Linked DNA regions of Homo sapiens: region 2 is linked to region 1. The links are chromatin loops, found by intact Hi-C in ENCODE. Cell type or tissue: sigmoid colon. All regions are shown on one strand. Each heading gives the region's core, and the rest is flanking DNA. Links, peaks and the distances in the headings are about the cores only.

Region 1 (3,232 bases), core at 320-2,819:
GGTTACAAGCAGCAGTAAACCTGCCCCAAACTGACATCAGCAAAAATAACATTTTATGAGCACACATAACTGAAGAGTACATGGCTTGGTTCAGATGCCCAAAGGATGAGGTCAGGATCTGGTGTCACTCTCCCCCAACTTGGCTCTCCTCCCTGCGTTGATTCTATTCTCAGACTGGATCTCCATTCGTGGTGACAAAATGGCTCCCGATGGGCAGGGGCTACATCCTTCCTCCCTGGCTCACAGTCAGTGACAAAAGAGCAAGACTACTGCCCTGGAAGCTCAAGCCAAAGCCGCCCCACCCCCCCACCCCCCAAATCACATTGCCTCTGATTGGCCTGACTTCATCCCAGGATGGTCACCAGCGTTTTGATTAATTAGGTCTGGGTCCAGCACCGCCCTAGTGTTTTGATTAGTTAGGTCTGGGCCAAGGACCGCTCCTGGAGGCAGAATTGGAGCCACAGGGAGAAGTGGATGCCCGAGCCCAATCTGGGACACTGACCCTTCCACAAATAAATAAATAAATAAATAAATAAATAAATAAAATATTTGCAATATTTGAGAATGGCAGAGGAGAATTCTAACATAGCAAGGAAAAGCTCTGCTTTCTTTTCCCTTAACATCTCTGAACAATTCATCTCCTCTTTCTGCTCCAAGAATGAGAGCCAGGCAGGTTGTTAAGATGGTTAAGAATCCACACTCTGGAATAAGACTGTCTGGGGTAGATCCTGGATTTGTGTGACCCAGGGCAACTCCCTTTACTATCTTGGGCCTCAGCCCCTTTGTCTATAAGACAAGGCCAATAATCCTACCTACTTTCTGGGCTGTGCTGAGAATTAAATGAAAGGATAAGTCCTCAGAGGGTGTGTCCAGCCCACAGTAAATAATCAATTTGCTCTTGCAGTTGTTATTCATGCGTGGATGTTCCTGCTCCAACTCTGGCCTCTCTAACCCAGCACTAGGCCTTGGGCTAAAAGCCTTCAGGAGAAAGAATGTAACGGCAGGCCAGGGACGAGCCCAGCACTCAGATACTTCCTACCCCACTCCTGCGGGTGGGAAGAAGCTCTAAGTGCAGGACCCAGGAAGGCCAGGCTGCAGCACAGGCCCCAGGGCAGGACCCAAGCCAGGCCCGGAACGCCCAGGAACACTTCCTACCCCCAAGTTAATAAGAAAACCACAGCATCTATTTTTTTTAACTGACACATAATTGCACATATTTATGGGATACAGAGTGACATTTCAATCTATGCATACAACGTATGAGGATCAGATCAGGATAATTAGCATTTCCATGCCCTCGAGCATTTGTCATTTCTTTGTGTTGGCAACATTCAAGTCTTCTTTTCTGGCTATTTGAAAATGTGCAACAAATTGCTGCTAACTATAGTTACCCTACAGAGCTATAGAATACTAGAGCTCATTTCTCCTGTCTAGCTGTAATTTTGCGTTCATTCACCAACCTCTCCTTATCCTCTCCTCCCCCTTTCCCTTCCCAGCCTCCAGTTCCTGCCATTCTACTCTACTTCTAGCAGAATCTCTTCTTGCCTTCAGAGCCCCTTCCCCCAAAAGAAGCAATCAAAAACACCATCCAAATAAGGCAAAAAGCTGTGCCGGAATTTGCATGCAGAGTGTTTATATAGATTAGAACATCTTTGTTGACTCGCAGCTTAAACCTCTGAGGCTTTGCAGTTCATCAAAGTTTAATGTTCTGTTTCACGATGTTCCTTGCCGTGGTTAAGTGGCTCCGTCAGCTCTTAGAAGGGAAACTTCCCCCTTCAGGGTACATTTCCCCTGCCCTGAGCCCAGGAGCCCCACTGCTAAGGGCATCTGTTCTGTTTGCTTTTGAGAAGTACAGATGTGAGTAGTCACCAACTTGAATCTTCTGTTCATCTGGCAGCTGGGCAGCTGGCTGATGTAACAGCTGCAGAACACGGAGTCTCCCAGAAGGGAGAAAAAGAGAAAAGAAAAAAGACACACATAGCCCAGGATGATATGCCACCACTCAGAGGCCTCCAGGAATTGGATCTAAAGAATCTCACTCCACATCATTCCAGCCAGAGTGGAGGCCAGTGGGATGCAGTTGAGCTCAATCCACATTTGTTGGGCCTTCACTGGGCAGCTGGTGAGAGGAAGGTGGCGGCTTAACAGGATCATTAGGAAATGGTACACTCTAGTTGGGAGTAGAAGGCTCTTGGATGGGGAAGAGCTGGCTCTATCGTGAAGGAATCTAAATTGCAAAGTGTTCACAGGTATCACACATGCCTTATCAGAGGACATGACCAAGGTCTTCATTTGTAGATGCTCAGATGTCACCTAAGTTAAGTGAACTGTTGGGGTCAACCTACAGACACTTCTTGTGTATCCAGTGAGTTTCCTGCACTGTGCAGGCACAGGAGAAAGAATAGGCATTCAAGAAGCATTTGTCTATTTTGAGTGTGTGTGTGTGTATGTGTGTGTGTGTGTGAGAGAGAGAGAGAGACAGAGTCTCGTTCTGTTGCCCAAGCTGGAGTGCAGTAGTGCAATCTCAGCTCACTGCAACCTCTGCCTTCCAGGTTCAAGGGATTCTCCTGCCTCAGCCTCCCAGGTAGCTGGGATTACAGGCAGGCACCACCATGCCCGGCTAATTTTTGTATATTTAGTAGAGATGGGGTTTCATCATGTTGGCCAGGCTGGTCTCAAACTCTTAACCTCAGGTGATCCACCTACCTTGGCCTCCCAAAGTGCTGGGATTATAGGCGTAGCATTTCACTATGTAATGACTACCTCAAACCTTACACTGAAATTAACTCATATTTCATAATAATATGATTAAATAAGGAGAAGCCAGCATAGATGCATGTTAATCCAAATTCAATCCCATCTGATTATCTCTCTGCTCCCTCAGTGGTCCAAGCCACCTTTGTCTCTCACCTGAGTTATGGCAGTCACTTCCTAACCAGTCCCCCTGTGCCATACACCTCATCCCTCTTTCAATTTATTCCCAACACAGCAGCCAAGGAAATCTTCTTAACAGGTAAGTTGTATCACGTCACTCCTGTGCTCAAAACCCTCATCTCGCAAAGCGTAAAAGCCAAAGTTCCTCCAATGAATGACTTCCAGGGCCCTGTGTTACTTGTAGTGGAGCCATCTTGGAAGTGGTTCTTCCAGCTCCAGTGGAGCCACTGCAGCCAGCATCATGTGGAAAAGAGATGGGTTTTTCTTTGCTGAGCCTACAGAAATTACAGAATCATGA
Region 2 (3,232 bases), core at 308-2,807, 92 kb before region 1:
TTTGTTTGCTACCCTCTTGTTGAATCTGGCTGTCCCCACAGCTACTTTGCCTGGGGCCCAACTAGGGCAGAGATACAAATACGCCAGGCCATGGCCCCATAAAGTCTGGCCTCAAGGCTGCAGCCCATTTGGAAAACGTTTTAATTTCACTTGCGTGTTTTTTCAATTTGATTATTAAGTGCCGTTTACACATGGACGGGGAAAGCCTGTTTTCATTCGCTGATTCCCCTTCCTCCCTGGCCTGCGTGCCTCCCTGGTGAGTAATGGGGAGGCTGCTTTTCTGGAACACAAGGGAAAACTTCCAGCAAATTGCAAAAGCATGTTCCTTCCTTGAAAAATCCTTTCACACTTGTTTTTTACTCCGTTTGTAAAGTTCATGAAAAGCCTCCATAAAAGTGCTTTAAAAAACCTAAACTTTCTTTGTTCTCCACGTTCAACTTTCTTTTTCTCTCTTAAGAGGGTATATAATTTCAAGGGATAACAAACAAAACATCAAACCTAGGGAGCAAGTGGCGAGATGAAGGAATGAAGCAAACTTTAGAAATGTCGGAGGATCACAGGTTGGAGGTGCCAGTGAGGGGGAAATTTCCACATGTGTTTTCAGAAGATGAGAATCCGGCACTCCCCGACTGGCCCCATCATCGCTCAGATTTGTTTCTGAAGTTATTAACATTTCACGCAAGGCTGGGGCAGCTGGGCAGACAGAAAGACTGAAATAATAAAGGCTCAGGAAGAGCGACACATCCTTTTAGGTACATTTCAGCAGCCTCAACTATCAGGGGTGCAGGAGATGGGAGCATAGGAAACGGTGCTGCCAAGAATTTGCAAAGAAGGTTTCCCTCCTGAAGGCCAGAGTGGGGTCATCCGATCAGAGAAATACAGAAGGTTCTTAAAGGGGATGGAGGCCATATAAGGAGTTTCCCTCTGCAGAGACAGACTCCATTCTGGTTTGGGTTTGATGAGACAGCTAGAAAAGAGCTGAGAGGATGGGGTTCCCACCAGCCTCGAGGGACTGTCCTGGAGAGCCTCATGGGGGTAGCCAGGGGAAGTGCCGTGGGGTTCTGTGGGCAATGTTTGGGGACTGGGTGGCATGCCTTAGCCAGCTATTGATCTAATTCTGGTCACTGTCCTGGTGTCTGAGTCCATCTAGGGCTGCATGTCTGGTGTATCTGTCCCTAGCCCTCTGGGCTCCAACGTTGGCAAAGTAACACTGGTGGGCTCCCCTCCCCACTCCCATTTCTCTCTCTGCAGCACCTGCTTCCCCCCTGCATACCCCCTCCTCATCTGCCTCTCTCACCCGCAAGGAAGGACTTCCAAGAAGGGACTGAGAAGAGGCAGAGAGCTGTATTTTCACAAAGGCCTGAGAGGGAGAAATGCTGTTTGTTTGCTTGGTGGGTTCAAGATATGGAGGATGGGCAAGAAGCGGGAGGAATGGAGCCATCTTCAGCTCCTGAAATCCTGGGATGGACACTGTGATTCCAAAGGCCACCATGCCTACCTAACCCAATAATGAGCTCTGGGTGGACAGGGGCCCAGTCTTCATCAGCGCTGTGGGCCCTGGGTTCTGGGATATTGCAATTAGGATGGTGCTTTCCCCAGTAATGGCCACGTGATCAGCAAATAGATCCTTACATCTCTTTGAGCCCCAGATCCCTCCTCTGCCGCAGAGAAAGAACCAGCAGTGCACCCTGCACACACCCTCTTCCTTAGGTACTGGGCTGACCATAGGACTTGCTGTGCCTACTGCTGAGGAAGCTGCCCTGTGGCTCCTCCGCCCTGCCTGGGTGGCCTCCTCTTCTTCCCCAGCTGGCACAGTCGCCTCCTCTCTGTTCCGCCTTTTCCTCGCCCCCTTTCTTTCCCTTCCTCTTTCTACCCCTCTGATCCTCTCTGATCCTTGGATTGCCTGGCAGAAAGCCAGGGGGTAACCCGGAGTTCACCTCAGCAGCCTCAAGCTCAGAAGCGGTTTCATGCTAAGCCATGGCTACCCCAAAGGCCTCTCACCTCATTTACATCCAGGGCTTTTCCTCAGCCACACCCTCGTGGGTACTCCGGAGAGGATGTGACAATCACCATGTCTTTGTGTCAGCCCTAAGTATAACCCCAGCCAAGACAACCTGCTTCTTCCAACACCTGATCTTCTATAGTTACTTCCACTTTGCACATGGAGAAACTGAGGCTCAGAGAGATGAATTTACCTACTCTCCGGAGCATGCACTGCCATAATTATACTCAAGTAAGGAATCACTTGTTAAACGCATCTAATCCCATCTTCTTTCGAAGAACAATGTGGTCAACAGGGTTGCATCAGGGTTGTTAATTAACCTGAACTTCTCTGACCTGGCTTCCTGTATCCCCTCCCTGAGACACCAGCTTCCTCATGCTTCCACTGTTCCTGCTCCACCCCAATTTAGCAAAAGCCTGGCCATGCTTTGGATCTTTCCCTATCCCGGGCTCTACCAGAACCTACTGAGAATGAGCGAGATTGACATAGCTCCCAGCTCCTTGGGTTTTCCTCTTCAATCACTTGAATACATGATGCATTTTTATGTGCTTGCAATGGGACGGCTTCAGCTTTGCAAAATCAAGACTGTCAGCCCCTTTACAGAGAATCTACTCCCTCGATTAACTTGAGGGTATGGAGAACCTAATAAATAAGTTGCATTTAATGCAAAGAAGATCATCACTTTTAACTGTCCCTGTGGAGAAGCCCATGCCAGATCTCTGATTCTTCTCCTGAACTAACTGGTTCTTTGCTGGGAGATGAGTGAAAGCAGAGTTTGTTGAGGCAACCGGGAGGAACTGTCCCCCCCTCCTCTCCACTCCTCCCCCAACCCCCCACCCCTTGGCTCCTGGAAGGCTCTTTTTAGGGCATGCTGGTTTTCATGCACACGATGACTGTTTTGTATCTGGGCTGATAGGCTTGATTGAGCGGTTGCCGCACAGCTGGCACACGCTGCAACACGGCTAGGAGGGGGTGTTTATGGGGCTAGCTGCTAATGATTCCCATTTATGGAACATGTGTGCAGCAGCTGAGTGGGGCTGGCTAAGATAGGACATCAATAAGAGCCCTGCTGCACACACAGGATCTCCTGGACGGCTGCAGGAATGGTTCCAGTGCAAGCTTTGGGGGAACCTGAGGCTCCCCAGAATTCAGGCCCTTCAGTGCTAATCATGCCCTAACAAAGACAGCTATGCTGGGAAAGCTGTGGCCAGGCTGACTGTACAAGGCCAA

Evidence for each region. Peaks named below come from ENCODE experiments on the same cell type or tissue, not always from the same donor. Only the 100,000 strongest peaks of a DNase experiment are listed, where the experiment ranks them.
Region 2: it touches region 1 in a loop (2.3-fold over the local background); 2 of 110 quality-filtered maps call a loop at or near these places.

The regions. Positions count from the first base shown.
Region 1 is chr4:26,140,325-26,143,556 of GRCh38, forward strand. It overlaps a transcript of RBPJ not described here. Among named protein-coding and RNA genes, the nearest start is that of LINC02357, 71 kb to the left of the region's middle. In sigmoid colon, for the core only: no CTCF peak of the experiment used is centred there; DNase peaks (open chromatin) are centred at 1,075 and 1,817; H3K27ac peaks cover 2,012 bases.
Region 2 is chr4:26,048,541-26,051,772 of GRCh38, forward strand. No RefSeq gene overlaps it. Among named protein-coding and RNA genes, the nearest start is that of LINC02357, 21 kb to the right of the region's middle. RefSeq lists silencers at 1,895-1,974, 1,995-2,044. In sigmoid colon, for the core only: no CTCF peak of the experiment used is centred there; DNase peaks (open chromatin) are centred at 672 and 1,821; H3K27ac peaks cover 1,541 bases.